Linked DNA regions of Homo sapiens: region 2 is linked to region 1. A link is an interaction called in ENCODE POLR2A ChIA-PET data of the cell type or tissue named here. Cell type or tissue: GM12878. All regions are shown on one strand. Each heading gives the region's core, and the rest is flanking DNA. Links, peaks and the distances in the headings are about the cores only. Region 1 has its middle 51 kb from the start of SERTAD2. Region 2 overlaps AFTPH (aftiphilin).

Region 1 (16,555 bases), core at 4,060-12,059:
ACTGTCCTAAGCTCTTCATGTTTTCACCAGCCCTTCCCTTCAACCCTATGAGGTAATACTGCTATTATTTTACAGGTGAAGAATCTAAGACAGAGAAGTTAAGTGACTTGCTCGAGGTCACGCAGCTGAAAAGCTTCAGACTCTAGAGCCCACTCTTACCTGCCATGCTGTGCTACTTCTCATTATTATAATGCATTACTATTGACTTACTTTCTTTCCCTACTTCCACCCCTATTAACACTAGCTCCCATAAGGCTGTGAGTAATTCTTTATATCCCCTATAGCACCTAGCAATCACTTCATATGGAGAAGACACTGTTAACTCTGTAGACCTTATCATTTGAGAGAGATGCTGGATTCATTTCCCAAAAAGTATGCTGTTTTTAAGGGGTCGTTTCTGAGCTACTTGTCTTCTCCGACCTCTTCTTTATTCTCTCTGCATCATGAGAGTGTCAGTTACCTTCCCTTTTCATGCTGTTACCCTTACTTTTGTGGATTTCACACTTAGTCCTTAAAAGACTGTTTTATTCCGGCTTTCTCCAAAGGAGAAATTTAGGTGTACATCTTCCTGTATTTTATTACTCATATTCTGAAAATTTGGAGATTTAATCAGGATTCCTATCTTCCTGAGTCGTCTAAAATTCTGCATTACAGTTGCGATTATTTTCCTTTGATATTACAATTTTGATTTATGTTTTTTATAACACTTGTATTTTTCCTTAGTACCACATCAATATATATTCATTGTGGAAAACTATGTAAAAATGCAGAAAAGAATACATTAAAAAATCAAAACTCCTGCATTTTACTCCTTACTGATACTCACTTTTAACATTTTGATAAATGTCCTTCTTGTTTTTTCAATGAACACACACACCTTTCATAAAATTAGGATCTAACTGTACATACTATATCTTAATTTTCTTTTATTTTGTGATTTACAAATATTGTTCTTTGACTTATTTAACAAATAATGGAAATGAATGAAAAGGAGATTTTGTATACATTGCTAGCTACCAACAATAGGCATTTATTACTAATGCGTTTCTTAGGACCTAGACAGCTTTTTGTCTGGGATCCATTAAAAAGCCTGTCTTAGCAGTAAGAGTGACTAAAAGAAAATTAGCTCAACAGGGAATTTTGAGGAGGTTCCCACTGTCAACGGCAGGCGCTGGCCTTCACTCTGCCATTTGAGTCCTGCTACTGAAAACAAAGCTGGCTTTGGGCTGCGCACTACTGTATGTGGTATTTGATTCTATATGCCTTGGTTTTCCACATACCTTGCCAAATTGGTTTCCTGACCATGACCTTGTAGTTCAGCATTTCCTCTTCCCTCCACCCGTTTCCTGCCTTTACGTTTGATCGTCAGAATCTTTTTTTCACATGAATCCCATGGTAGTAATGTAGTAGTCATATCTAAAGTCAGGAGACCCCACCCTTGGTCTCCTGAAATTCTTTTGGAAAAGTACACTTTACATGTCTGTACTCCATAACTGTAATATGAAACCACCACACAATATAAAAATGTATTTTCTGTCTTTTTTTTTTATTTTAATTTTTGAGACAGAATATCGCTGTGTGTCCCAGGCCAGAATGCAGTGGCGTGATGTTGGCCCACTGCAAGCTCCATCTACCAGGTTCAAGCGAGTCTCCTGCCTCAGCCTCCTGGGTAGCTGGGATTACAGGCTCCCGCCACCATGCCTGGCTAAGTTTTATATTTTTAGCAGAGAAGGGGTTTTGCCATGTTGGCCAGGCTGGTCTCAAACTCCTAACCTTAGGTGATCCTCCTGCCTCAACTTCTCAAAGTGCTGGGATTACAGGTGTGAGCCACTGCGCCTGGCCTCTATTTTTAATAGAAGATTTTAGAATAGAGAAACATTTTTTCTTCATTAATCCTGGCATGACATTGCCTTAAGGAGTATTTTCACCTCTTACCTGTATGCGTGTGACTCCTACATCTTGTCCAGCCCACACCTCTCCCCTCTGCTTCAGTTCTCTATTTCTGTATACTTTCATGACATCTTCAGCTAAATATAATATTGTCATTTTAACCCAGTCTTTCTTAAATGGACTTCATTATTTTGCCTACAAACCTGCTTCAACTGTTGTCTTCTTCTTTCCTGTGGAACCAAATACTCTTTCAGTCTCCTGGAGTACTGATAAAACAGTAAGGTGGCCAGATACAAAGTAACTATACAGAAGTCAACACCTCTCCGGTACGTCACCAGTGATGAATTTAAAGAAATAAAACTCCAATCACCATAGCAATTAAAATTATAAAATACCCAAGAAAAAAATTAATAATTCTGTAAGACACATATTGCAAAAAATATTTATTGAAGAATTAAATTCATGGAGAAACATATTCCTAGAAGAGAAAATGTTAGTTTTCCCTGAAGGGATCTGTAGATTCAGTGTAATTCCAACCAAAAGTCCCAGTGGAATTTTAATTTGATAAACTTAGTCTGAGGTTCCTCATAATTTGAATGAAGAAGATTGAGAGGAATAGTCCTACCAGGTATAAAAGTATATCTTAAATTTAAACATTATGGCATTAGCACAAGAAGAGACAAACAGATCACTGAAACAGAATAGAATCCAGGAAAAAAAAAAGGACTTAGAACGAAATTTTTTTCTTTTTTTTTCTCTTTTTCTTCTTATAAACCCTGCTCTAGAAAGAACCAAATTTAACATATGATAAATACAGCATTTAAAATCAGAGGGAGGCTGGGTGCCGTGGCTCACGCTTATAATCCCAGCACTTTGGGAGGCCGAGGCAGGTGGGTTACCTGAGGTCAGGAGTTCGAGACCAGCCTGACCAACATGGTGAAAACCCATCTCTACTAAAAATACAAAATTAGCCAGGTGTGGTGGCGCATGCCTGTAATCCCAGCTACTCAGGAGGCTGAGGCAGGAGAATTGCTTGAACCTGGGAGGTGGAGGTTGCAGTGAGCCGAGATCGTGGCATTGCAATCCAACCTAGGCAACAAGAGCAAAACTCCGTCTCAAAAAAATTAAATAAAATAAAGTAAAATAAAACAAAATAATAAAATAAAATCAGAGCGAACAGGAGGGACAGTTGAGTAAATTGGAGAGGACAAAAAGAATATTGCAAAGGCCTTCGGGTGAGAGAGCATATGTGGTGCATCTCTTGGACCAAGAAATTCCTGGGATCTGAGAGCAGGAGTAGGGGCAGTGGAGAGAGAGGATGTTAAAGAGCAGGCAAGGCTAACACCGTATGTGTTCTTCCGAAGAGTTTGGACTTTTATTAAGTGTCTTATTCATCCCCAGCAGCTGAGTGACATGATCAGATCCACATTTGTAGAGGGATTGCGCTGGCTAGCTGGAGTTCTGTTCCAGTGAAATTCAAGCAAGAGAGCATCTCCGCCTGAACTGAAATGAAGCAGTTGGGGTGGTTGGGGTGGAATGGGCAGACCTTGGTGCTTGCAATGTGGTGGGCTTGGAAAGAGGAGGAGAGAAGGATTGTGCCCCAGTTTCTGAGTTGGGAGACTGGATGGATGATGATGATGACTTTCAGTGAGAGAGAAATTGGACCAGGTTTCAGGAGAGGCATGGAGAAGAGAATGAGTTCTGTTTTGGACATGTTGAATTTAAAATACCCATAAGACATCTCAGAAGAGAAGTAGAGTTAGGCATTTGACGTTGTAAATCTGAATGTCATCAAAGATCTGGCTGGAGATAAACTTAAGAGGCATCAGGACATAGCTCACAGTTGACATCATGGGAGCAGATGAGAGTGTACAGGAAGAGCATATAAGCGAACAAGTGAGGACAGCATCGTGAGGAATACCTGAGGGAGAGGGGCCTCCAAAAGAGACTGAGAAGGGGAAAAAGTGGATGGAGACAGCTTGTTAGGAATTTTCACTGCAAAGAAAAGAAAGATGGTGGTATTTAGGAGAATATGTGGAGTTGAACAGTTTTCTGAGTTTCTTTTTTGAAAATGGGGAAGGACATCGACATGTTTAGATATTGATGGGAAGGATCCAGAAGAGAGAAGGGAAATAATTGATAGATCCTGATCTCCAGTGAGGCTGAAAACAAAAGCCCCAGATGGGTTGGGTGCAGAGAAAGTGCATGTGTAGGTGACTGCATTGGGTTGGGATCAAGTTAAGAGAGGCTAATGGCTTCTATTTTCTCTGTGAAGTAGGAGCAGAGTTTTCTGCTGCAAACAAAGCAGCAGAATGAGGAGAATGAGGAGTCTGAGGAAAATGCAGAAAGTTTGAAATAGCTACTGTGGAAAAGGGAGAGAGAGGCAATTAACACAGTACGATAATTTTGGACATATGGAATTTGAATTCCAGAGAGATAACATCTATGTGAGGTGAGGGTTTGGAGCTGAGGCTTGAGTTTAAGATTAGATATGGAGATTTGGGACTGTTAGAAAATTTAAGTTAATGGTTGAATAGAAAATGAACAATTGGCAGGGCAAAGGGAATCAGAGAAAGAAACTCCAGATAAGGAGCAACAGTAGGAGAAAGCTGAAGGGGAACAGCAGGAGAAATAGAAATACCCGGCAAATATGATATCATGGCAACCAAGATAAGGTCATTATCCTTAGCAAACTAACACAGGAACAGAAAACCAAATACTGCATGTTCTCACTTATAAGTGGGAGCTAAATAATGAGAAGACATGAACAGAAAGAGGAGAACAGGAGACACTGGGGCCTACTTAAGGGAGGATGTTGGGAGGAGAGAAAGGTTCAAGTAGAAGGGGTGAGTTAATGAGTGGGGTCACTTTTGTAAAGTAGTGATTCTTGACCTTGGCTCATGTTGGAATCACTTGGGGATCTTTAAGCAAATACCCATGCCTCTGCCAATCCAAGACCAATTAAATTGGAATCTGTGGGTGGGGCCCTGGCATCACTATTTTTCTTTGTACTGCAAACTTCTTTTTAAAAAATATTTTAACTTTTATTTTAGGTTCAGGGGTACATGTGCAGGTTTGTAATATAGGTAAACTTGTGACTTGGGGGCTTAGTATACATGTTATTTCATCACTCCAGTACTAAGCATAGTACCCAATAGGTTTTTATTTTTTTCTGAACCTCTTCTCCTCCAAACCTGCTCCCTCAAGTAGGCCCCAGTGTCTCTTGTTCTCCTATTTCTGTCCATGTCTTCTCATTATTTAGTTCCCACTTATAAGTGAGAACATGCAGTATTTGGTTTTCTGTTCCTGTGTTCGTTTGCTAAGGATAATGACCTCCATGGAACTGGAGGCCATTTTTTTTAATGACTGCATGGTATTTCTTTTTTATGGCTGCATGGTATTCCATCATGTATATATAGCACATTTTCTTTATCCAGTCTACTGTGCATGGGCATTTAGTTTGATTTCATTTCTTTGATATTGTGGATAGTGCTGCAGTGAGCATACGCATGCATGTGTCTTTATGGTAAAATGATTTATATTCCTTTGGGTATATACCCATTAGTGGGATTGCTGGGTCAAATGGTAGTTCTGTTTTTAGTTCTTTGAGGAATCTCCACACTGCTTTCCACAATGACTGAACTAATTTACACTCCCACCAGCAGTGTATAAGCATTCCCCTTTCTCTGTAACCTCACCAGCATCTGCTTTTTCGTTTGTTTTTACTTTTTTATAATAGCCATTCTGACTGGTGTGAGATGATATCTCATCGTGGTTTTGATTTGCATTTCTCTAATGACTAGTGATATTGAGCATTTTTTCATATGCTTGTTGGAACATGTATGTCTTTTGAAAAGTGTCTGTTCATGTTATTTGCCCACTTTTTAATGGGTTTTTTTTTTGCTTGTACGTTCCCTTAAGTTCCTTGTAGATTCTGGGTATCAGACCTTTGTCAGATGTATCATTTGCAAATATTATCTCCCATTCTGTAGGTTGCTTCTACTCTGTTGATAGTTTATTTTGCTGTGCAGGAGTTCTTTAGTTTAATTAGGTCCCATTTATTGACTTTTGCTTTCATTGCAATTGCTTTTGGCATTTTCATCATGAATTCTTTGCCAGTTCCTATGTCCAAAATGGTATATCCCAAGTTATCTTCCAGGGCTTTTATAGTTTCAGGTGTTACATATAGGTCTTTAATCCATCTTGAGTTGATTTTTTTGTACTACAAACTTGTAATTCGTAGCCAGGGTTGAGAATCCCTGCCAGAAAGAGCGGGGGGGGTGGAGAGAGAGAGAGAGAGAGAGAGAGAGTCCCCGATGAAGACCAAGGAGTGATTGGATCTGGCAAGCAGGACATCAGTGGCTTTTGAGGGAGCAGTTTCAGTAAAGTGATGAGACTAGATTCCAATTTATAGCAGGAAGGGCTGGATAAGGATACAGGGTTTTGTGGTCAATGTAAAGTACATGGAGAGAATTGATGCTGCATGGCCCCGATGTTATGAGGTAATATTGTTAACTGCTACGAGTTGGATCTTTTTGAGCTGTGGAACTTTCTGAGACTTGTGGAGAGTGGGGAAGCACTGAAGAGATGCTCTTAGGAATATAAGAAGAGTCTGCAAGGCCACAGTGATGGCCTGGAAGAGTATGAATTGCATTCTGTAATTATGTGGCCCCTATTACCGACTGTTAATGATGTAACACATACAGTGCTGATGCATGTAGTGGAGTTGCTTCTAAGGCCTGAGACAGATTTTGAAGTTAGCATGTAAGGCAAAAATGGCATTGGTCAAAATTGTTCTTATAAATCTCTTAGGAAGGTGCAAGTGGGGACTGCCTTTCCATCTCCACAGGGAGCCAGCTCTCCCTGGAAGCAGCAGAATATTCTTCACTTGAGCACCAGGTGAAATAGTTGACTTGTATACAGCTAATGTTATATGAAAAAATGTGACTCTTTACACCAAAGCCATGCTCAGTTTAATTAAATACTCTCATTAAGAAGAAGTACTTGGGTCATTAATGAGGGATATTTAAGTACGGAAATTAACTGAGGGTACAAAAGAATTAGTTCCCCGTCTCTCTGCTTGTAGGTATGTGATGAATAAAATGAGGAATTGTGTACACTAAGTTGTAATTTTCAGTTTTCTTTTTCTTTTTAAATATCCTATGATCAGTTGACAATCAGTTTTCATTTTTAATTGAGCACATATAATTGAATTTGAGTAAATTAAATGCATGATGATGCAGCTCGCATCACTGCATTTTTTATTTCTCACTTGCCCAAAATTGAGAGAGTATAACATAGTCATTAAGAGGATGGGCCCTGGCTCAGACCACCTGGGTTTCAATCATGTCAACATCACTCACAATATGTGTAACTTTGGTTATGTTACTTAATCTCACTTTTCCTCCAATTTTTCATCTATCAAGTCAGCATGAAAATAGTAGCTACCTCATCTGTTTGTTGTGAGGACCAAGTAAGTTAATACAGGTAAAACACTCAATACTGTCAGAAATTATTATTGTTGTAGTAATGGTGTATGCTGATGCATAAGTGTGATTTGATGTTAGGCTACAACTTATATCACAAGGTCAGGCTTTTACTGGAGCTTAGGCTGTGGCCCAGTATATTATCTTGCCTTTCAAATCAAGGGCCAGATGAAAGAGCTGCTGACAAAGCTCAGATGTTTTACTGCAAAAAGCTGTGGGCGGGGAGGCTTATTTATGACTTTAAAAAAATTGAGCCTGCCCAAAGTGGGGGGTCTCTTTCAAAACTCAGAAAAAAACAAATACACCAATCAAGACACAAAATCATGGTCTTTGGACTAAGATAAATTGTAAATACATTGGGATGTAGTAGATTCTTAGTTAATTAAAGCTTTTTAGATTGTTTCTACCAAAACCTGTGGTGCTCTGTGTGTTAAAGGCAGACTCTTTTGGTGATGTGATATGATAAATTCACCAGATTTTAGGTCTCATGATTTTTTGCAAAGAGAGAGAGAGAGAGACATTTATTTCAAAAGAGCATCCCTATTGAAAAGGGACAATTAAATGAAGTCTAATGATGTGTTAATCATCATTAAAGTTAAAGGATGGTGGCCAGGTGCGGTGGCTTATGCCTGTAATCCCAGCACTTTGGGAGGCCGAGGCAGGTGGATCACTTGAGGTCAGCAGTTCCAGACCAGCCTGGCCAACATGGTAAAACCCCGTCTCTACTAAAAATACAAAAATTAGCCAGGTGTGGTGGTGTGCACCTGTAGTCCCAGCTGCTTGGAAGGCTGAGGCATGAGAATCATTTGAACCTGGGAGACGGAGGTTGCAGTGAGCTGAGATCACACCACTGCATTCCAGCCTGGGCAACAGAGTGAGACGTGGTCTAAAAAAAAAAAAAAAAAAATGGTGAAAATGTAATGGTGAAGTGGGGGGAAAAAAGAAGCTTCATTTTGATAGTGTGGGGGGAAAACAATACATCTAAGATAGGTCAGTTTTGAGTACGAAGCTTTTCATGTTTGGATTTTGCAATAGTCCCATTCAAATTTTTAGTAATAACTGGCATAAGCTTCCCATTACCACTTCTTTGAAGTATACCTGTCATGTTTGTAAAGATTTCTTTTTCAGAATGAAGCTGGCAGCCACGATAAACATGTTCACATTTAGAAATTGTCTATTTGAAAAAGAATTACTACAGTTTTGGTTCAGAAAATAATTAAATTAAGCTTCTTAGTGCTTTGAGACTATGGTACTGTGTAAACTTAGGAATAACATTTAGTTACCACTGAGCTTAATAGTGCCTTGAAGAATTAAAGTTCATTATTCACTACTTTTTTAAAAAGTCAGAACCATGATGAGTTGAATAATAGATGTCTTAAAAGTTAAATTTAGTTTGGTTAGTTCTATGGCTATCCCATAGCATTAGAGTATTAGAATAATTTATGCCTCATAATCATACAGTAGCTAATATTTATTGAGCATTTTTTTTGCCAGAAAAGATTCTAAGGGTTTTACATATATTAACTTATTTAATTATTACACCTCTGTGAAGCAGGTCTTGTTGTTACCCCTTTTTTATAGATGAAGAAACTGAGGCATAGAGAGGTTAAGTCACTTGCCAAAGACTTCATAGCTAGTATACAGCAGCGCCAAGATTTGTATTCATATCAGCCACTGCCAGGGCCTTAACCACCAGGCTAGACTGCCTGTACTTGAATACATAAATTCTGAGTTAGAGTTTAACATCCTTGAATTCTCATATATCTTAATTTTTAAAGAAGTAGGGCAAATTTACAAAATTAACTTGGGTTTATTGTACTAGTTATGCTACCCTGTAGAGAGGTTTCTGTTTCAAAGGTAGAATTCTTGAGAATTTAAATACTTCAGAATATTATGGGCCATTGAAACAAGACTTTGAGATGTGCTGGTTGTACTATTTAGTGTAGTAGACTGACAGGTTGTGTTACATTACCTCTTCTTGTTATCAATCTTGCCTTTGATAATACATGCCAAGTATTTTACTTACTACTCTTCAAATTGATTCTATGTCTGAGGATTTGGGGATAAGCAGTGGGTATGTTTGAGTTTGTAGCAAAGAAGAGATACTGGGTGGTTTTGGACAAAATAATTCCCTTGCGTTTTGGATGCTTTCTCAAGTAGTTTTTCTGACTGGTCAAAATTGACACAACAACCATCTGAACAAGTCTTTATGGCCTTCATTTGTTCCCTCATAGTTCCTCATATACCTTTGCTTTTTGTGCAAATTCAGAAGAGCATTATTTACAAGATACCATTATTTGAGCGGTAGCAAGTTCAGGGATGGGGAAGGTTCCGAAGAGCATCGTTCATTTATTCCGAAGATAAAACAAATTATTTCCTCAGGATGCTTCAGTTGGTTGCTGGTCTAGCCTAGGCCTTTCCCTTAGGTCTTATATCTCTAGAATGAAAAGAGAGGGGAGTTATTCCTATTAGGTCAATTTTATAAATTTTTAGGCTTACATTGCCATATGAAAAGATTAAAATTCTCTTATGTCTTAACCGACTCCAGAGTAAATTTAATTCCTTTGGAAATTATACTGATTTTATGTATGTGCATGTGTGTGGTTTGCATTATGATTTTGTGTGATTATAAAGATACGTTTGTGCAAGAGATTCAAACCATAAAGGCATAACCCCCCTCCCGCAAGCCCTCCACCCAGAATCAACTGGCATCATTTTAATGAATGAGCTTCTAGACCCCACCCTCCCCCAGGGTATATATATATAGAGAGAGAGATAGATAACTTTATATAAATAAAATCATACTATAGATGCTGTTTTGCTTTCTGTTACTTTGAGTCATGGGGATCTTTCCATGTCAGTATAGACTGTCTTTTTAAATGGCAGCATAGTATTCCAATGTGAATGTATAATAATTTATTCAACAAACCAGTATTTCCAGGCATCTGTCTTGTTTTTCATTGTACTCTTGTAGGCATTGTGCTGCTGGGAACATCATTTAAACCTAACATTTTCTCACATTTTTTTCATTTTTCTCCATGGGGTACATTTGTAGGTATGGGCTTGCTGAGTCTAGCAGAACGTACATTACAATATTTTATGATGTTGCCAGTTTGTCCCCCAACGTCTGATTGTTATGTAGTCAGATGTATCTTTCTAGGCAGGCTTTCTCCACCCTAAAATTATAAAAGTGTTCACTCATTGGAGTAGCCAGGGTTCTTGGTTGTAAAAACAGAAACTGGGCCGGGCGCGGTGGCTCACGCTTGTAATCCCAGCACTTTCGGAGGCCAAGGCGGGCGGATCACGAGGTCAGGAGATCGAGTCCATCTGGCTAACACGGTGCAACCCCGTCTCTACTAAAAATACAAAAAAAATTAGCCGGGCACGGTGGCGGGTGCCTGTAGTCCCAGCTACTCGGGAGGCTGAGGCAGGAGAATGGCGTGAATCCGGGAGGCGGAGCTTGCATGAGCCGAGATAGCGCCACTGCACTTCGGCCTGGGCAAAAGAGGAGCGAGACTCCGTCTCAAAAAACAAACAAACAAACAAACAAACAAAAACAGAAACTGATTGTGGTCTATTTAAAAAAACAAAAACAAAAATGGTATCCGGTGCTCCTAGCATTGGCAGGAAGACTAGAAATAAGGTGTTAAGGGAGCTGGGTGCCCTGCATCACAGTAAGGCCACATAGCAGGGATAGGCTGGTGAGACCAACCTTCCCCATCCCTGAACTTGCTGCCGCTCAAATAATATCAGGAATATGTTGTTTTCCCACTTTTCTTCATTGGTTTCCCCTGTAGTGTCTTCATTCTTACATGCATTGTTCCCATGTGGTAGTAAAGACAGCAAGAATCCATAGTCTTACCATTTTAGCATCCCAGAAAGAAAGAAGGCACTTCCCAATATTTTGTGTGGAAATCTTGGTGTGGAATCTCATTGGCCTGTCTTGGGATATGTATGCACCTGTGAACCAACCACTGTGGCAAAGGGGATGAAATGCACTGACTGGCCAGGCCTAGGCCATGTGCCCATCCCTGGTGCCGAGAATTAAGTCATCCAGACTGAGAAAAAAGGGAGAGGTGGTTCTCAAAGAAAAGAATGGTGAGGTTGTGAAAGAAGGGGAATAGATGCAACAAGAGAAATAAATATCCCCTGTGATTATGGTATATATTTTTAATATTTGACTGTATTCTTTTAGGGGAACAAAGTGCCATTTTACAATTTATCATTTCAGAAAATTAAACTTTTTATAAAATCTGTTCTTCATTGTACATGGGATTATTAAAATACCAGTAAGGATTTATTAAAATACCAATAAGGAAAGTAAGCTTCATTCTTTATTTTTCAATCAATTATCTTGAATTAAAGAAGGCTGTGGGGCCGGCTGCGGTGGCTCAAGCCTGTAATCCCAGCACTTTGGGAGGCCGAGGTGAGAGAATCACCTGAGATCAGGAGTTCGAGACCAGCCTGGCTGACATAGTGAAACCCCGTCTTTACTAAAAAATATAAAAATTAACCGGGCATGGTGGCCGGTGCCTGTAATCCCAGCTACTCGAGAGGCTGAGGCAGGAGAATCACTTGAACCCGGGAGGCAGAGGTTGCAGTGAGCTGAGATCACGCCATTGCACTCCAGCCTGGGGGATGAGAGAGACTTCGTCTCGAAAGAAAGAAAGAAAGAAAGAAAGAGAGAGAGAGAGAGAGAGAGAGGGAGAGAGAGAGAGAGAGAGAGAGAGAGAGAAAGAAAGAAAGAAAAGCAAGAAAGCTCTAAAGATGAGTAAAGATTTGCTTATTTTTCATTGTATACGTGGAATATGGATTCTTAAATATGCAGGATTCACACATGGTGAGGGTATACATTTTACTAAAGGACTGTATATTAGTGAAATTTGATATAGTATTCTAGACATGTCTAGAGGGATACATAACAGGCATACACTAGGAAAGCCAAAACTAAAACTAAAAAAAAAAAAAAAAAACCTCAATCACATGGCATAAAAAGTCATTGCTGTGTTTTACAAGACAGTCCTGTAGTCATTCAAAACTGTTTCCCCATTTGAGTCACTAGTTACTCAATATATTTTCTCCCATGAATGTCTGTAATATGTATTTTAGCAAACAGAAGAGTATCAAGAAACAATGTAGTGTAGTGAAACAAACATGGGTTTTGAAGTTAGACAAACTTGGGTTTCAATCTGATGTTTGTTTGTTTTTTTGATATGAGATGAGATCTGTATTAGTCCATTCTCAACGCTGCTGATAAAGACATACCTGAGACTGGGTAATTTATAAAGGAAAGAGGCTTAATTGACTCACAGTTCAGCATGGCTGAGGAGGCCTCAGGAAACTTACAATTATGGCGGACGGGATGCAAACTCGTCCTTCTTCACATGGTGGCAGCAAGGAGAAGTGCGAGCAAAGTGGGAAAAACCCCTTATAAAACCATCAGATCTTGTGAGGACTCACTTCGCTATCATGAGAACAGCATGGGGGGACTGCCTCCATCATCTAGTCACCTCCTACGAGGTCCCTCCCCCAGTGCATGGGGATTACAATTTGGATTACAATTCAAGATGAGATTTGTGTGGGGACCCAGAGCGAGACCTTGTCAGGATCTTACTGTGTTGCCTCTCTGGGCTCAAGCGATCCTGGTACTTCAGCCTCCTGAGCAGTTGGAATTTCAGGGGCACACCACTGTGCCTGGCTTCCAGTCTGATCTTAAAGGATATGACCTTGCATATGTCTCCCCATCTGAAACCTACCTCATGAGTTTAAGGATCAAATGATGTTTTTACGTAACAGTAGTAACTATTACCATTATTATAATAATTTGGAGTTATTACTTGAGGGAAAAGTAACATTTTTAAAGAAAATCGGTTGTTCCAATTAGCATATTCAGAGACGGTTGTATGTGTAGGGGAATTATGATACATTTCCAAATGTGTACTGGGATTTTTTTTTTAATATCTGCAGTTTTGGTATAGCTGTGGTAAGTAAGCCTTTGGGGTGAAAAGGTTGATTTACTAGAGATAGGCTGTGATGTGCCAGCTAGTATTACTCTACAGTGTTCAAGGATCTGTGAGAAGCAATACTTCCTGTACATTTTCAGGAGTAGAAAGGAGCAGTGGTGGCCCAAAGTGCCTGGCCGCTGCACAGTGGTCATGCCCCCTAAAAATTGAATGAGTCTGTAGAGTGAGCCCAATCTAGCCCAGGAGTGTTTGAACTCTGGGTCACACTTTAATTTGATTAACACTTTCACTTATTAATGGTCTTGATTTGTCTTGGCACTTTGCAATTAAATGGTCTATACAAAGACTTTCTCCTTTGGACACAGCGTATATTTGTCGTCTAACTACAGAGTTTAGCATCAAATAATTTTATGACAGACCACATTTGGCATGCCTAGTTATTCAGGGAATTTTCAAAGAACCATAGAGGGACTTTTTAGTCACACATCCTCTCTGTTCTTAGTCATCTACTCCTTTTATGGTAGTCATTAGCCAGTATCTCTCAACCTCTTCTACAATGTTTAACAGTTAGTGTACACTCTCTGTAGCACTGGTTTTTTTTGAGCTCTGTGTACTTAATAATGAGACAGTCAGCATATACTTGTGAAAACATAAACTAAATGTTGGTATATTCTCCGCATGGTTTCTTTTTATAGAACCACAGTTGTTAACACACATTAACTACTTCAAAATCACTAATTAAAACATTTTCTCATCTGTATTTTGGGAGTATTATCTTTTCTCCCCTCCAGTTGTACCACTTAAGTATCATTGGTTACATTCAGAATTAAGGGACAAGAGAAATGAAAGACAGTGTGATTTAGAAGTTTTCCTTTAATGCATAGGAAAACAGACGTTTTCATATTCTAGGTAATCAGAAGTACCTTCTACATTTAACTACTTGACCCTAATGACCTGGTCAAATTCCAGTGTTGCACAATTGCATTGTACCTTCCCTAATACCCAGTGAATTTAATTGTTTGGCTACAAACTATTCCCCTTAACTTTTTAGAACCATTTTGTAGGCTGTGCTCTTATAAAGATATATCAAAAGCCGCACTTGTCACCTTTTCTAAAAATGCAAGTCATTTTCACCCCCTCTCCTTCTAATCCTTCTACTTTCTCCCCATATTTATAAACACATTTCCCAAAAAATATTCAATCTTCTTTTTCATGGATCCAAAAGACATTGGACATATGGCTTGAACACAACACTGGGGTAATAATTAATTAAGGTAAGAAAGCAAGGATTTTGGAAAGTGTGGGTTGATGAGTCAGATAATGGTAGGATTTTTCTCCTGATCTCTGGTAAGGTATTACAAAGTTCTCTCCTAATTGTCTTGCAGGCCCCTGACAGCATATCCTGAATTAAACTTGTTCTGTTTTCCCAGCTTACCCTTCTAAATTCTCTATTTCCTGTCACGGCATCTCTCTCCATCCCTTAATCATCTAAACTGGAATCCCAGCTCTCTATTTCACACCCCATATCCAATCCCCTCGGCCCTTAGGGGAGAGCGGGCAATAGATCCTGGCTGCGCTGGTCACCTGTGGGCTCCAGCAGCAAACAGGTGGGTTCATTTCCTGCAGTATGCTGTACAAATGTTTTATTTTTGTATGCCCTGATGTGAAAAGGTTTGGAAAGTATTCAGGATAGAATTTACACTCGTATGAAGGCTGTGCCAGAAATGACCCCAACTGACTTCTGCTTCATCCTCTCCCTCTCTCCTCAAGTACATTTTATGTTATAACCTCATCAAAAAAAGTCTCAGTATCCTAAATACACACACTTTGCCATTTTATTTCCCCATCCTTAATTACATCATTTTGTGGTTGCTTCTCCCTGTTTCTGCATGGTGAAATTTTATTCCTCCTTTAAGCGTAACCCAAATGTTATCTCTTCCTTGGCCTTAGTAGGGAGAATTAATGGTGTTTTCTTTTGTGATTCCAGAGCTTATGCTTTTAACCATTATGCTATGGTGAGCCAGTAAATCTCTATTTCTCTGGAATTAGGCTACCTGGGTTTAGATCCCAGCTATATAGCAGCTGAATGACTTTGGGTAATTGTGTAAACCTTCAAGTACTCAGTTTTGTTATTTGTAACCTGGATATAACAGTAGTCTCTAACTGTGTCACTAGGATTAAGTGACAGAGAATGTTATTTAGTGCACAGTAAATGTTTTCTTACAATGATTATCTGAATATTTATCAAATATTTGGAAAAAAAAAATCTTCTTGTTGTGTGTCCTGTACTGGGTTGTAACCTCCTTGAGGGAAGGGGCTGTATCTTATTCCTGTATCTTATTCATTTTTGTCCAATATTTATGATAGTGCTTGGCACTATTATTAGTATTAGCATTAAGCATTCTATAGATCTTCCTCTCCACCAGGAAGTATCTCCTTCAAATACCCTCACAACAACTCTATGAGGGAGATACTGTTTCGTCCATTTAACTAAGGCATAGAAAGGTTAAGTACTTTGTCTAAGGCCACAAGCTAGTAAGAATTTGGACCCCAGGCAGCCTGGAACAAATTCCAAGCTATTAATCACCACACTAGGCTACCTCCTAGTAGGTACTTAGTAAATCTCCATTGGAACAAATAGATGAATGAGATTCAGATAAACAGGCAGGTGGGATGGAGTGCTAGGAAATGGTCCTATTGAAAAAGATGTGGGTAAGAAGTGAGGAAAAAATTATCAAGAGCTAGACTAAGTGAGTAAGAGGAAACATTGATAATAGTACTATAGTAACACCAGGGGGTAATCAGTATTAGTGTCCTTTGCAGATACATAAAACTTTATTTTCTGAGTTGGAAAGCTTCTGGATTGCAAAAAGTAGCTTTATGCCTCAAATGAGCTCAGTTTATATCCCAATTAAAATATATTACAATGAGAATTTATTTTTCCACCGTGATAGAGTTACTGGCACTGGTCCTCCCTCCTATTTCAAGTAACAAGAAAACTGGACACAATGTATGAAAGAACTGTTTCCAACACTGGACAACAGGCAGTGCAGACAGGGATCTCTAAGAGAGGGGAACAGAGTCAGTCTTGGGATCACCACAGGTTTCTGAGTGCAGGCACTATGCATCCACCATGTAGCAGAGCTGAGGGAGGAGAGAGATTGGAGGTCAGTGAAGCTGAAAAGACTGGGACTTGTGAGGCAAAGTGCCAGAGAG
Region 2 (16,555 bases), core at 5,531-13,530, 110 kb after region 1:
GAGAACACAAAATAAACAGTAAATATATATTGGATGATATGGTGTGATAAGAAGAAAAATACAGTAGGCTGGGATCTAGAGAAGGTTGGGGGGCACACTTTCAGTGAATGGTCAGGAAAGGCTTCTTCCAGCAGAGGCTGAAGCGGGGAGGGAGGGAGTTCAGCACAGGTCTGAGAAAGGCCCCTGTGAGGAAGGAGGACCAGGCACCAGGTGACCAATCCTGATGGGGCTGGGATAGCCCAGTAGGAGTGATGACCCACAGGGTCAGTTCCCACTGCTGGGGGTTTCTGGATGACGAGGTTGTTGAGCACCCCCATGCTTATGGATACCATGAGAGGAAGCATAGGGGATAGAGGGACAAGCTAAATGACACTAGGAGGAGACAATCAGATAAATCCAGAATGTGGGACATTCTACAAGACGACTAGCCTGATCTCTTCAAAAAAGCCATGTAATGAAAAATAAAAGTGCAGCCATAAAAAAGAATGAAATCATGTCCTCTGCAGCAACCTAGGAGGAGCTGGAAGCCATAATCTTAAGCAAATTAATGTGAACAGAAAACCAAATACTACATGTTCTCACATAAGTGGGAGCTAAACATTGGGTTCTCATGGACATACATAAAGATGGCAACAATAGATACCAGAGACTACTAGAGAGGAGAGGGAGGGAGAAGGGGAAGGGTTGAAAAACTAACTGTTGCATACTGTGTTCACCAGCTGGGTGGCAGGATCATTTATACCCCAAACCTCAGCATTATACAATATGCCCAGGTAACAAGTCTGTACATGTACCCCCTGAATCTAAAATAAAAGTTGAAATTATAAAGAAAAAGAAAAAGATGGGAGAACTGTTCTAGATGAAAAGAAACATACAACCAAATGAGATGTATTTTCCTTGAGCAACCCCTGGTTTGAACAGGCAAACCAGAAAAGACATTTTAGGGACATTTGGAGGAATTCAAATATAGACTTCATTTCAAATGGGAGTCAGAAATTATGTTTAACTGTCTTAGGTGTGATAACAGTGGTGAGGTTAGATATGGAAAATCATCCCTTTATTTTGGATATGGTGTTGGTGTGTGTGGGTGACATGGGAGAATGTCCATAATTTATTCTAAAAAATTTCAGTAAAATAAACAAGTAAATAAAATCTAAGATATTTGAAGTTAGGGATGGCTCGAGGGAGGAAGATGAGATACCCTAAAGGACACCACTCACCTTCCTGGGCTTGGCCAGGTACCAGATGCTTGACAAACCCAAGGGTGAACACTCTCTGTGAGTTTGGGATGGAACACACAAGCACCTGGCACATAGTACGTGCTTATTAGAAGTTGAATGAATGGATGGATGGATAGTCTTTGTTGGGATTTACTTCCCAGGATGGGCCCTGGCTGATCACTCCCTTTGCACGTGTTCACATCCCACCCATCTTGCAGGCCACCGCAAGACAATTAAAAACATGGGCCCATCATAAGACAATTAAAAATGTGGACAGGTTGCCAAGGGTCACCTTTTATGGACATGCCTATGAGATCCCTCTGAGGTCTCTTTGGGTGATTCTGGGCCACATGGCCGTCTCCCCAAACTGAGCCCCTTCCCAGCCTCCTGACAGGGCTTACTTCTGTAGCCTCATCATTAAGTCAAGAGTAGGTTGCTCATAATCATTTGATAGTGAACAGCTGACCTGACGGTCCCTAATTAGTTCATTGAATCAGGTGCTGCATATTAAATACCCTAATGCCCTAAAAAGCTCCCAACCCAGGCAGTATACAATGTAGATACTCACTAAGATCTTGGTGCCCTAAACAATAACTAACATTTATTGAGCACTGACTATTTCCAAGCATTATGCTAAGTGGTTGTCGATGTTGCAGTCATACCCTATGGAGATTCATGTGCTAAGGGTTTAGTGCTCTGGTCTGAATGTTTGTGTCTCCCTCAAAATTTATATGTTGAAACCAAATCCCCAATGTGGTGGTGTTAAGAGTTGGGGCACCTGGGAGGTGTTAGGCCACGAGGGCAGAGCCCTTGTGAGTGGGATTAGTGCTCCTATAAAAGGGGCCTGGGCGCTTACTTATCTCTCCCTCCAGGTGAGGACGCTGTAGGAAGTCATCTGCGAAGCGGAGAGTGCACCTTTACCAGACGCGGAGTCTGCTGGCGCCTTGATCTCGGACTTTGCAGCTTCCAGAACCGTAAGCAACACATTTCTGTTGTTTATAAATCATCCAGTCTAATGTATTTTGTTATAGCAGTCCAAACAGACGAAGACAATGAGTTATCTCTAACTCCCCTAAGCAGGCTGTTTTGGTATTTTTTACTTTAATTCCTAGCCACATTTTACATACTGGTCTATGGTCTCACAACAGAAGTGGCGGTGCCCTCATTTGAACTCTGGTTGCCACTTTTCTGCCTCTTTTCCAGGAGTGATGCACAGGCCACCTCTTCTGTGACCTCGAGGGCTCAGGATTCCTCATGTCCTGAGGCTGGTGCGTTTGAGGACGTATGGCCTAGGCAAGCCATGAGCTGGCAGGGCCCCAGAGCTGCCTCATGCATAAAACACAGTTCCAGTTATGAGTTTTGTTTTCTACCAAGCCCCGTGTTGAAACAATTATCTAAAATCGCGCATGCCCTTTCTTTCATGATCCTTCAGAAGCACACCACAAGACCATGAAAACTCAGGCAGATTGACAGGTGTGTCGCTTTACGGATGTGCCTGGAAGGACCCTCTCCCCAGAGGTCAGCCCTGCGGAGGTGTATACTGTGGTGGCAGCCACTCCTCTTCAGCAGGGAAAACCATCATGTCTTCAAGCACCTTTGGGTTTCTTGTCAGTCAGTGGGGAAAGGGATTCCCAGCAGGTCCCCAGGAGCATTTGCAGCTCGGACCCATCACCTTTTCTTCTCTTTGCTCTTCTGTTAGTGCTGGGTTGCCGTCCATTTCCCTGTCAGTGGAGGCTGATATTAGATAAATACCGGCTGTCACCGGTGGGCTCGGCCCAGGTTTTCTACCCCTGACTACATCCTTTCAACAGGTGTCTGGTGACACAGAGCCCATGTGGTCCTGTCTGCCTCACAGATGTTAGGTTCCAGCCAAAAAAAAAAAAAAAAACAAACAAAAACCACAACCCTAGGGTGGAAAAGAAGTGTCCAGATTTTACTGAAAATGAGGCTTTCTAGGGCTGCTGACTAAGGCGTTTTCTTTCCAAACATCTGAAACAGCAAACAGATTGTAAATTAAGAGGGAGTTACAAGATAGTAGCTGAAGGGAAGCAATACCTGCCTGTCTTCTGGGTTGTAGCTGTTGCTGCATGGCCAGGACAGCAGTGGCCAGGAAAGGTGATTAAATAGGGTGGGGGAGAAGGGATCACCGTGGAACAGGGGTGCCGAGACAGATATTAGGTTAACGGGAAGTGAGTTCAGGCCTCTTCTTTGAGCCAAGGGAGAACATTTTATCTGACAAGAGCTTGAACTGACCCGTGCCATTCTCTGATTCCCACCCAGATCAAAGTTCAGACTCCCAAGGCAACTCAGCAGAAATAAAGTGAAATAAATTGCAACCCCACTCCCCTGATGCTTCCTAGGACTAAAGTGTTCTATGAGGAGTTGGACAGTCCTTAGGCAAGACTTCTCTCCTCCCACTGAGTAAAAATACTGATTTTGGTAACATGTCTCCATTTAGCTGAGGGTCTCTTTTAAGCTGTGGCTTAAATTTATTTATTTTAAAAAATTGTTGGCTGAGCACAGTGGCTCATGCCTGTAATCCCAGCACTCTGGGAGGCTGAGGCGGGCGGATAACCTGAGATCAGGGGTTCAAGGCCAACCTGGCCAACATGGTGAAACTCCATCTCTACTAAAAAATATAAAAATTAGCTGGATGTGATGGTGCACACCTGTAGTCCCACCTACTTGGGAGGCTGAGGCAGGAGAGTCGTTTGAACCTGGGAGGTGGATGTTGCAGTAAGCCAAGATCACACCACTGCACTCTAGCCTGGGCAACAGAGCAAGACTCCACCTAAAAAAAATTATTTTTATAGAGACAGGGTCTCACTATGTTGCCCAGGCTGGTCTTGAGCTCCTGGCCTTCAGCCATCTTCCTGCATCAGCCTCCCAAAGTGCTGGGATTACAGGTGTGAGCCACCGTGCCCAGGCTATGTGACTTGAACTTATAACAGAAGGAGAGCCCCCAGTGTGGCTTGCTTTGGCAGTAATCCTGCTGGGTTTGGGGGTCCTTGGGCCATGTTGGGAAGCCTGGTCCCAGAGCTACAAAGTCAGAAGCAACTCCACCTACCCTCCCTGCACCACCTCCAGCCCAAACTTGGAAGTCTTGCTTTGGATAACAGAGAAAAATAAAAGGTTGGGGGTGGGGTGCGGTGAGGCTGACAGTGGGTGGGGCAGGTTTCCTTAGGCAGCATGCCTTCAGGTGCTCCTGTGGTATCACACTCGGCAACTGAGAGGCATCTTTACTGATTTCCTCCAACCATCCACTCAGGGCACCCTAGGAGGAATGGTCAGGATGGGTCCTAGGTTCAGGGGTCTCTCCTACAGAGCTGTGTACATACTTTTCAACTAGGGGCTTCCTGGTGCTGTGGGCTGTAGAGCTGTACCCCAGGAGTAGGATCACCCCATATCCAGTTCTTACCTGCTGGTTACACAAGGCAGGGATTGAGGCAAAAGCCAACAGAAACAGATAGCATTTGGCAGAATGAAAACCGAAGGGTTTGGGGGGTTGCTTCAGAGCTTGGAGAACTGAGTCAGTGAGTGATAGAATATGATATTTTGGGGGAAAATTTGGACATTGCTTGAGGTGAGGGTCACAATGTTTGCAGGCAGAAGCAAAGCACAGATTCAGGAAGGGTCCCCGTACATTCCCCTGAGGGGCTCATGCATAAACTGGCTTAGGAAGCAAACAAAATGAAAGTCAGCCCATGCACCAGGCACTGTGCCAGAGGACAGAGGACAAACATGAGCCAGATCCAGTCCCTGCTCTCAAGGAGCTCATGGCCTGAGGGAGAGAGACAAGTAAATCCATCATCAGGAAGCAAGGTGAGAGGTGACATAACAGCCCTCATCCCACTGAGGCTGATGCTCTGTGGCTGTGTTCAGGCTCTGTGATCCTTCAGATCTGGGCTCAAGACTTTTCTGCTTCCTGGCTCTATGACCTTGGGGGAAGTGACATCATGTCCCGTCTTGGTTTCCTTATCAGGAGATGAGTTCAGGTACCTTTTAGGGTTACCGTGAGCATTAAGAGAGAATGTGTGTGAGGCCCAGTACTTGGCACTCAGCAGAGCTCTTAATAAATGTGAAGTAGTTTTATGATGAGCATTACATGATCACAGAGATTTGCCAAGCAATCGCAGAGGCTGGAGAGCCAGCTCTGTCTGTGGAGGTGGCCCAGAAAGGCTCCCTGAGGAAATGAGGCTGGCTGGCTGGTGAGAAAGGCTTTTCCTAAGAGACGATGAGCGTGGGCCAGCCCTCAGTGGGCATTTGGTAACTAGCAAGGAGCTGGTAGGCCAGGTGGGAGCCTCCATGCAGAGAGGACGATCCCAGTGCTGTGGAACCTGCCAAGGAGCTGACTGTCCAGAGAGTAAGGGGGTACCATGAAGGATGCTCAACAGGAAAAGAGCATTCCATTGGCATAGTGGAAGGTTAAATTGGAGGTGGGACGGGCAGAGGAAGGTCAGTGTGAGGCTGTTACAATAATCATGTAAAGATGATGAAGGCTTGAAGAGAGAGGCAATGGATACTTAGGAGGTGTCACTGACAGGATTTCAGGCCAATAGGATGAGGGGTAAGGAAGGGGAGCAGGCTGAGAGTGAACCTGAAGTGTGGCAAATGGAGCAAGGGTGATCCTAAGGCCAGGGGCATGGTGGGGTCGGGTGGAGGGCTGGAAGGCTGTGAGCACAAGCCTTTGTGGTACACATGTTTAATTGCAGGAGTGTCTTGGGGACATCTAGGTGGGGACGGCCATAGGGTTGTCAGAATAGTGGTGCAGGGCTGAGCACAGTGGCTCACGCCTGTAATCCCAGCACTTTGGGAGGCCAATGAGGGCGGATCACTTGAGGCCAGGAGTTTGACACCAGCCTGGCTAACATGGTGAAACCCCATCTCAACCAAAAGTACAAAAATTAGCTGGGCTTGGTAGCACACAGCTGTAGTCCCAGCTACTTGGGAGGCTGACACAGGAGAATTGCTTGAACCCTGGAGGCGGAGGTTGCAGTGAGTCAAGACTGTGCCACTCAACTCCAGCCTGGGCGACAGAGTGAGAGACTGTCTCAAAAAATAAATAAATAAATAAATAAATAAATAAATAAAAAAGGGGGTGGCGCACAGAGCTCAGGGGAGAGGAAAGATGACGATCTCCACTGAGATCATCATTAGCTGTTTTGATCAAGGATTCTGTAGCGGAAACACTGGGTAGGAGATGACAGCAGCCCCTCTTCTAAGGTAGACACAGCGCAGATCACAAAAGATCTCCTTATTTTCCCTCCTTGACCCTTTTGGTCTTCGTGACCCTCCCTAGTCCCTGACCTTCAGGGGAGGGATGGTGAGGCAGGAGAGGAGCATGAGCTCTGGTCAAAAGGAGAGCTGGGAGTGAGCAAGCGAAAGGCTTTGAAGTCACAGTTGACAACAACAGTGACCAGTATTTTGTTCCCTAAATCCTGGTTTTTGAAAACTGAAGGAAGGGAGCAGTTTTTGAAAGAGGTAAATTTAAAATAATAACATTATGTAAAGTGATATGCAGTATTCTCACAGATGGTCCAGGCTGAAAAGATAACTGAAATGATAGATAATTGAAACAAAGCAGATTCCTTAAGGGCAACTTTAAGAAGACAACCATATCCTCCTCCTATCAGCCTCCTATCTGCATCATCAATGACAGAAGACTGATCTGGATGAATGAAGATAAAAAGTTGTTTACTGAGGGCTTTCTATATGCCAGTGATGATATGGATCATCCTCACTTAATCTCCCATCCTGAGTAGATGTCATTTGATCTTCTACTTGTTTTATCATCCTTATGCTTCTTTTGGAGAACTAGTCAGATTTTTTTTTTTTTTTTTTAAAGATGGAATCTCAGCCAGGCACGGTAGCTCACACCTGTAATCCCAGCACTTAGGGAGGCCGAGGCAGGCGGATCATGAGTCAGGAGTTCAAGACCAGCCTGACCACAATGGTGAAACCCTGTCGCTACTAAAAATACAAAAATTAGCTGGGGGTGGTGGCACGCACCTGTAACCCCAGCTACTCTGGAGGCTGAGGCAAGAGAATTGCTTGAACCCAGGAGGTGGAGGTTGCAGTGAACCAAGATCTTGCCGCTGCACTCCAGCCTGGGCAACAGAGTGAGACTCCGTCTCAAAAAAAAAAAAAAAAAAGGAGTCTCACTGTGTTGCTCAGGCTGGTCTCGAACTCCTGGGCTCCAGTGATCCTCCTGCCTCGGCCTTCTGAGTAACCAGGACTACAGGTGTGTGCCACCATGCTGGGCATCACAGAAATGTTCAAGCTGCGTGAGGTTTTGGGGAGCATCTGTAGAAATGCTCAGGATGGCCCATGAGATGCCACAGGTGTAACATGATTGGATTTGGCAAGGCTTCACCTGTTTTTATGACTGGTGGGCAAGATGAAGAAATGTGGGCATCACTGGGTTGAGAAGCCGCACCCAGGGTCTTCCTGGCACACTGGATGTTTTACTGGTCAACATTTTGTGTGAGTGATTTGGATTATGAAGGATGTTTATCAATCTGTGGATGACAGAGCAGAGGAAGGAGGGCAAGTCTGTGTGTTGATGGTACAATGAAGATTTGATGGGATGAACGGGCTGAAACAATGGTCTAAAGCTGACAAAAAATCCTGAAAAAGGATCGATATAAAACCGTGCTTTTAGGCTCAAAAAACTCAGTGACACCAGGAGATGAGAGATGAGAGAAAAAAAATCTGGTTTGACGGCAGTTAGGGGTAAAAGGCTGTTCACACACTGAGCTAAAGAGGCAATATTGTTGCCATAAACGGTAATGCAATTTTAGGCTACATTAAAAGTAGGGTCTGAAATAAACCTGAGCCCCATGCCAGTGAAGAGATGGCCTCTGGCTCTGTCAGGGGAGCACATTTTAAGAGGAACTTTGGCAAACTGGACAATGTCCAGAAAAGAATAATGTGTGTGAGAAAGGCCTGGAAACCATGTCATCACGGGAGGTTTGGTAGGAGGAGGAGCATGGTAGTGATCTTCAGATATTCATGGAAGAGTCTAGGTTCATCCCTGCAGCTTGAGAGAAGGTAACTTGAACCAATGAGCAACCGGTTATGAGAAACCAGGTTTCCGCTCAAGGTCCTAGCAATCTGTGCTGCCAGCCAAGCGTGTGTGTGTGTGTGTGTGTGTGTGTGTGTGTGTGTGTACGTGTGCATTGGAGGTGGGCAAGGAGACTTCCTGGTGAAGTCCTGAGCCCACTCAGTGTCCCTGCAAATGTTCAGGCAAAAGGTGGCCAGCCAGCTATTCAGACGGGGGTTGGGGGTGGGGTGGGGATGCAGGAGGGTATAAACAAAAAAGCCAAGAGTAAGGGAAACTGGGTTCAGGTCCTGCCCCTGGTTATAGATATGTAATGATGTGCCAGTCAGTTTTCTTATTTAGGCTTCCATTTCTTCAGCTATGAGTATTGAGTCATCTTTGGTTTTCAACTTTTGGTAGCAATGGAACGTTTTTATTACATGAAATCTTCTGCAATCACCTTTCCCCTCCCTAAATATATAAGCCCAGTGTGTTATTATTGGACACACCCTGACTGTAGGTGCCAAGGCCTCCTGGCACTGCTGCGGGGCTCCTGGGAGTAGTTGGAAAGCACTGGACCAGCTGATCTTCCAGCCCTAAAATTCTATTCTTTAAGGTTTTCTCCTACCTTAGTTTTTGATTCTATAGACTCCAATCCCTCATTTTATGAAGTACCTGGTGCTTAAAAAAGGGATTTATCGAAGATCTTACAGCTGGTTAGTGACAGGGCTGTATTTAACACACAACTCCCACTCCAATTCAGTGTTCATCTCATCAGGCTGCCCCTACTTCCACCCGGGACTTGTCTTAGCACTTGTTCCTCCATGGTCCCAGGAAATCCTGTACTGCCCTCTATAGATCCTTTCCCTTTTGGAAAAGCATCAAGAAGGCAATAAATCTAGCCTGAGGCATTGCAGCCTGAGAAAATGATCTTGGAATTCATTTCTCTATGCATTAGTTTATCTCAAGGAAGTATGTTTATGAGCTGAGAAATAAAAAATAGGTGTGGCTCAGACTACTGGTTGCCCTATATGATCTCTTCTTCCTTACAACTAGGTTCCCCATCTTTTAGATGGCCACCCAGAATAGAGGTATTTCCCAGCCTCTGTTGCTGCTAGATAGGAACCTGCAATGAAGTTCTGGCCAATAGATTATAACTGGAAATACTGTGTATGCCCTAATGAAAGTATCCTTAATGGGAAGGAGAATCCCTTCTTCACTCTTTCTACCCTGATGGCTGGAATATAGGCATGGAAGGCCATAACCTTAACGGCCACCTTGGACCAGAGGGTAGAAACCATGTGTTGAGAATGATGGAACAAGCTAGTAAGGACTTCAGAAGGTGATCATATGAAGCCCCTTACCAGCCCCAGACTGTTTTCTTCCAGCATTTTACAGGAGGGAAATAAAATTCCACTGTTTAAGCCACCATTACCATTTTCATCTACTCTGTCATTGGTTGTAAGGTAGCATTACTTAGTACGTCGCTAAGAAAAAGAAACTGCTGCCAACTAAAGACAACCCATCCAATTGTATGACACATTCCAATTTCAGAGAAGTTAAAATGTGACAAAAGGATGAGTCTTACTACATGAAATGCAGTATTTTGGGTTTTTGTTACTCACAGCCAAGCCTAATCCTAACTGATTCAATAAACATGAAGGAATGAAAAGATGACAAATTCTACATAAAGAACACAATCATGAAGAGGGAAGAACAAGCTTCTCTATTAAAAAAAAAAAAAAAGACGACTCATAAAAATAGTACTGATGTGACTCAACTTAGGAAAGTTTTCTCCCATGCTTCCCAGTCTGGCTTGGATTAACCTGGGGAATTATGTCTGGCTCTCGGGACTTGGGCATCCAGTGGGATGAAGCTGCGGGATGAATGAGCTGGTTTTAAGACATAGAGGACCCAAAGCTGTTTGCTGAACCCCAGTGTAGGCTTTGGCCTTTTGCGGCTCCTACTACTTAGTTTCTTCCCCTCTTAACTCTGCAGGAACTTCCTGGTTGACTTTAAGACAGATGTGCAGCTGCTGATGACCAAGACAAGCTTGTAAGCGACAGGCTGCCCCTTAGCTGAGATCCCAAGAAGGTGCTCAAAGCTCTTCCTGCCAGCCACTGCTATTGTATAGTTTAAATCTGGTCTGGCACAAAGCTGACCATCTTTTGGTCTTCAGTACTGAAGCATTAACTTTAAGTTATGATGATCCAATATTAATGTACCTGTTATGAAATCATCAAAGACCAATACAACAACAAAAGGAAAGTCTGGCTTATCTAAAAGTGGTTATAAGATGAAATATCTGAGTCATTAAAATAAGCCACTTTCATAACGAAGGCCCACTTAATTTTAAAATGCCAAGTGACTCTATTATTATTTAGTGACCCTTTCTCCTGTGTCTGCTTCTTGAACCTACTGGGACTCCAGGAGCTTTCACGGAGTTCCCTGATGCTATGCTCTGGCTACCGCTCACTGACTGTTTACTCATGTGACAAATGTCTTATTAAATACATCCATTATTTAATACATCAACCTCATGAGGTAGGATCACTCCCATTTTTATGGATAATTCAGGCTCAGAGAAGTTGATTAATTTTCTCTTGGTAACACAGTTAACATGTGGGCTGTGAACTTAGGTTGGTGAAACTTGCCATTATAATTTAGTTGTAATGTACTATAGAAGTAGCCCTTTATGTTTCAATTACTGAAACATGAAAAATTCTGCTAAGGAATTTTCCGAGTCATCTTTTTCCACCCAAAAGGTTTGCTGGACACTAAAAACTTGTGATTATTTTGAAAGAAAGTTTCTCTGAAAAAGACCAAACTTTTTTTTTTTTTTAATAGTTAGGGAAATGGTGGGATATGGACTGGATAGGCATCTTGTCACTCCGTCACTCCAGGCCATACTTACATTACACTCAGGCAAGCGTTCCAATGGCCAGTGTAATCCCCTGGCAACACAGGAATCTGCCAATGACAGAGGTGCAGGAGTTCCACTGGCACATTCCCAGAGTGGATGAGGCCGACTGTCAGCTGACTGCCTGTTCCTGATGCAATGTCATGTGACTTTTTGCTGAAGCAATATCTAATATTCTAAAATTTTTAGACTTTTTCTGCCTACCTTCATTTCACGCTTATATATTCTTGGAAAGAAAAAAAATCCCTACAAATCCCTATTTAACCTTGCCAATACTCTGATGAAGACACATTATAATGAATCATGGGAATTTCTTTACTGATCTCATGTTCTATATAAAAACAAACAGCTCAGCTACTAAAAGTGCTGATCCAATTCTTATAGGCCAGATTCTAATTCTTCCTGGCTTCAACAAAGTAGAAGCCCTACCAAAGATTTTCTCTGGATTGAAATATGTTAATATTCAACAAAACTTCTCATTCAAACTCATTACATTTTTCCTCACATACCAAAGTACAAAGACACCAGGCTAAATTTCTTTTAAATTATTTTATTTTTGTATAAGCTAAAAGGAAATTTACACACTGAAATTTCAAAAGACCTTGGGCATGCACATTAACCTTGTTAGAGGTTCTTCTACATGTCTCTCTTTTTTCCATAGGAATTTCCCCAAACATTTAAAACCCATAGTTTTCACTGTATATACAGCCTAAACCATAGCAATCTATGATTATGTCATTTTACACTGTGCAAAATCCTCAAAAAATAGTGGTACAATAGAACAAAAAAATCAGTAACAAGTAAATTCCATTGTAAGACATTCATATAATTTGGTCCTTCTCTGAATCATACTGATTTTAAACAGACACAATCTCTTTAAACCCCTCCAATCAAGTTCTGACAATGATCCATACCCTATAACAAAAGAGCAATTAAGTACCTTGCAAAAGGTCAAACAGCAATACGCCAGATTGAAAAGATTAAAAAAGCCCCAAAATGTTAACAAAAGCCAGATCTGAAACCCATCATACACAAAATTAAAAAAAAATTAAATGGGGGACTTTGGAGCTTATTTATGATAGCAAAAGTAATTTGACATGTAATATGAAAAATCAAGAGGACAGTCAATGCAATCTGAAAAGACTGAAGGGGATTTCACAGACAGTGAAGATTTGAGTTTTTTTTTTATTTCAAAAGTTTTGTAAGAAGGACACCACCAGTGTATTTCACAAAGACATAAATGTATACACCCCAGCAACACAAAAAGAATAAATCTTCAAAAATGTTTACCCCCGATTATTTACATTTTTCTAATATAAATTTAGGACTTCAGTATGTAAATAAATATACATTACTATGTATACCTTTCTAGTGCGGCTTACCAACAAATCAGCTGAACTTGAATTTTTTTTTTTTTTTTTTTTAATTAGAGCAGGTATGCTTTTGATGGTAGGGAAGGGATGGAAAAAAGGAAAAGCAATAGAAACTGTCCAATTCACATCAGTTATCCGTCTGCTTTTTCTTGAGAGCTTGTGGAAGGTGTTAACGTGGCTGGGAACATCAACACCTTGGCATGCATGAATGTTAAGTCAGGAAGGCCAGCGATCACCTTGATAGCTTCTTCACTTAGGTGCTCTTCTCTTTTCGGTTTCCTACTGACAAATGAAAAAAAGACAAGTGTGTTAATGTGACTTTGCTGTAGGTAAAATGGGAGACAATCCACTCTCAAGGTAGACAGTTAGCAATCTGTGGGGACTTGAGTATTTTTTCCTCTGCTAGTTCCTGAATCTTGTAATACTTTTGTGCAGTATGCTTCCTGTGCCAAATGCCAAATCTCATGAAGAGTGACGTGCGGCCTATTTATGTTCATTAAAGCTAGGCATGCACACACAGATACTCACATGCACACCTAGACAGCTCGTGTACTTTCTAGCCTTTACATTAGGCTAGAAGCATCTACCCAGGCATAATTTTAAAATGTTACTAAACAGAAATATAAATCTGAAGCCTTAGTAACACTCCACCTAACTGGGTTTTTCCCTGCCCCTCCACCCGCTAAAACTACCTCAGCCTGAAACAAAGTGTGCCCAGGGAAAGACTAAGTCATTTTAACCTCAGGCTCTCTTTATCCCCAGTGGGGAATTCCAGGAGAGAAAGCTCTCAGCTCAGAAGACCCAGTCTCAGCCTGTTGGGATACAGACAGCAGGTCCAAAAGCAGCAGCACTAGGGCTGGTTGCTGGTGTTATTATGCACGTACACAGGCAGGACGGAACTCTGGGTGAGGGAAATCTCAAATCCTATGGGTCCTGTAGATGAAGTAGATTTTGCTGCACTGGCCCCCGATATGGGAAATTAGCAGTTTGGTGCCTAACACAGACAAGAAAATGCCTGGTGACCCAGGTCTACTCAGCAGGTGAGCCACAGAAAATGCCAAATGAGCCTCAAATTGGGCACATGATTGCAATTCAAACTTTTTCTGGGATATTAAATATATTAAAGGAGTAGTTATACATATTATTCGCTTTAGACCAAAAATCATTTCAAGTTGTTCATTATAAAAAGCCTAATAATTCTCTTTTATGGTAAAGGATAGCTGGTATTCTTAGATGTGACACAAGGTATTTCTTTGACCTAAATGTTTCCTTTTTCCTTGGATGGGGTGCAGGAAGCCAGGAGGTAAAGCAAGAAAGGAAGGATAGCTACAGGCTTTTTTATTCCTAGGACTTTTCTGTTACCACTTTGAATCCAGACTGAAATAAAAAGATTTTATAGAATGAATGAAAAATCCAACGACTTTTAGGACTAAAGTTTTTCAAAAGGGAAAAAGCATCAGGCATATAGCAGATGAACCAAATACTGCATTCAGTACTAGGTTCTTAGAAGAATGGAATAGCAATCCAACATTTTTTTCTGATGAAAATCTACATTTTTAATTGCACTTAAATAGTGGCAAAACTATTATGTGGACGTTTGATGGGGAACTGGATATCTGCATCATTCCAAAGTAAAACCAGATACATGACAAGTGAAAACCTGGAACTGTATAATGGAAAAGGTCAGTTTCTCACCAATCGTCAATCTCAGCACCACTAACAATGGAGTCAACCAGATGTATGGATCTTCTGATGTGATATAACACCTAGGATGCATTCTAGCCAAAATATTTACCCTGAATTCAGCAAGCCTTTAGATATAATTTCCAATTTACAGGAAAATAGGGAGATAGAGAACACAGCAAATATTACTTGAAGGAAGCAAACAGACAAATCCAGAGCTTTTAGGACATTCTGTAGGACACCTATACTAATCTTTATATAAGCTACTGTTAATAAGAAAACAGAAGGAATGAGGAGATATGCTAGGTTAAAAGGGACTTAAGAGCCCCAACAGCCAGGTACAATAGTCTTCAATTGAATACTGGTTTGTACAAAGCTGAGAAAGGATAGTTGGAGAAATCTGAATATAGCCTAAGTAGATGAAATGAAAACTCACTGAAATGGACAGAGATCACTGACTAAGACTAGGTCAATTTTAGAGGTCAATTCACTATGACCTCTAAAATCTCATTTTTGGTGGAAACCCCCCCCCCCCCCCCATATATGTATTTGCATAGGAAAAGATCTGAAAGAATTACACTAAGGAATTATAGTGATCCTGAATGGTAAGAATGTGATACTTTCATTTTTAATTTTTTTTGGTCCGGATTTCCTAACTTTCTAAAAATATACTTTACTACTTCTATAATGATAAATGGTTATTTAAAACAACAGTGAATAAATGCGCACCTAAATGGACTTTCCCATTTGTGGAGTGCAGTTTGGGTGTAGGAACAGACAGCAAAAAATAAGTTTTTACCTAAGAAACAGTTGGTAAAGATTATTCTAGGGTTTTAAACAATTGCCTTATTTCAGAGGCAATATGAAATTATATTTTAAAATAAAAAGTTTACACAGTTCATAGTTTGTGCATTTATCTGTGGTCATTGTGCATGGGTGTGAGCTAGTCTTCTTAGAATATGGGAAGAAGCAAACACTTAAGGAGAATTTGAAAATAAAAAGTTATATCATGATCATTTCTCAAAGGCAGTGACCTAATTTTGATCTATTCCTCTCTAGTGAAGATTTATCCTTTTTATCAATGGAATATAATTGAGAATATAATTGAGAGTCCAGGAAAAAAACATGATCAATTGTTTTTTAATTTTTGTTTTTGACAAATGTGCCAAAACCTTTCAGTGGGGGAAATCATTTCAACAGTTTTCAGACAACTGGATATCCACCTGCACAAGAATGAATGTGGACTCCTACCTCATACCATATACAGAAATTAATTCAAAATGGATTAAAGACCTAAATGTAAGAGTTGAAATTATAAAACTCTTAGGAGAAAATCTAGGTATAAATCTTTGTGACCATGAATTGGGCAATGATTTCTTAGATATGATACCTAAATCACAAGAAAAATTAGATCTTATCAAAATTAAAAGCTTTTGTGTGTCAAAGAATACTATCAAGATAATGAAAAGACAACCTGCAGAATTGGAAAAGATATCTTCAAATCATTTCTCTGATAAAGGCTTAGTATCCAGAATATACTTAAAAATCTTACAACCTAACAATAAAAAGACAAATTATCCAATTAAAATATAGGCAAATGGCTGGGCACAGTGGCTCATGCCTGTAATCTCAATACTTTGGGAGGCTGAGGAGGGAGATCGCTTGAGCTCAAGAGTTCAAGACCGGCCTGGGGCAACATACTGAGACCTTGTCTCTACTAAAACAAAAACAAAAAAGGCAAAGGATCTGAACAGATATTTCTCCACAGAAGATATACAAATAGTCGATAAACACATGAAAAGATGCTCAACATGATTAGCTATCAGGGAAATGCAAACAAAAATGTCAATGAGATATCACTTCAAACCCACTGGGATGGCTATAACCAAAAAGACCAATAACAAGTGTTGGTAAGAATGTGGAGAACTTGGAATGTATATTACTGGTGGGAATGTAAAATGGTGCCATCACTTTGGAAAAGTTTGGCAGTTCCCCAAAGAAGTTAGAGTTCCTATAAGACCCAGAAATTCCACTCCTAACAGAGTTGGAAACATCTGTCCACACAAAAACGTATACACAAGTGTTCACAGCAGCAACACTACTCATAATAGTCAAAAAGTGAAAACAACCCAATTATCAACTGATTAATGGAAAAGCAAAATGTGCTATTTCCAATGAAATATTATGCAGCCAAAAAACAAATACGGATACATACTACAACATGAATGAACTTGAGAACAGAATGCTAAGCAAAACCGAGACACAAAAGGCTGCAGACTATAGAATTCCATCTATATGAAATAACCAGAAAAGACAAATC

Evidence for each region. ChIA-PET counts read pairs that join two places held together with the same protein. Peaks named below come from ENCODE experiments on the same cell type or tissue, not always from the same donor. Only the 100,000 strongest peaks of a DNase experiment are listed, where the experiment ranks them.
Region 2: POLR2A ChIA-PET joins it to region 1 with 5 read pairs; 3 of 35 experiments call an interaction of 5 or more read pairs at or near these places.

The regions. Positions count from the first base shown.
Region 1 is chr2:64,696,182-64,712,736 of GRCh38, reverse strand. No RefSeq gene overlaps it. Among named protein-coding and RNA genes, the nearest start is that of SERTAD2, 51 kb to the right of the region's middle. RefSeq lists enhancers at 12,641-12,700, 13,778-13,847. In GM12878, for the core only: no CTCF peak of the experiment used is centred there; no DNase peak of the experiment used is centred there; H3K4me3 peaks cover 241 bases; H3K27ac peaks cover 2,115 bases.
Region 2 is chr2:64,588,164-64,604,718 of GRCh38, reverse strand. It overlaps AFTPH (aftiphilin), which reads right to left. Exons shown (of 10, transcript NM_203437.4): 10 at 11,714-12,831. The coding sequence ends at 12,684. It overlaps LOC105374773 (a long non-coding RNA gene), which reads left to right. Exons shown (of 7, transcript XR_007086343.1): 3 at 2,093-2,194. Among named protein-coding and RNA genes, the nearest start is that of LINC02579, 11 kb to the left of the region's middle. In GM12878, for the core only: a CTCF peak has its summit at 9,106; no DNase peak of the experiment used is centred there; H3K27ac peaks cover 845 bases.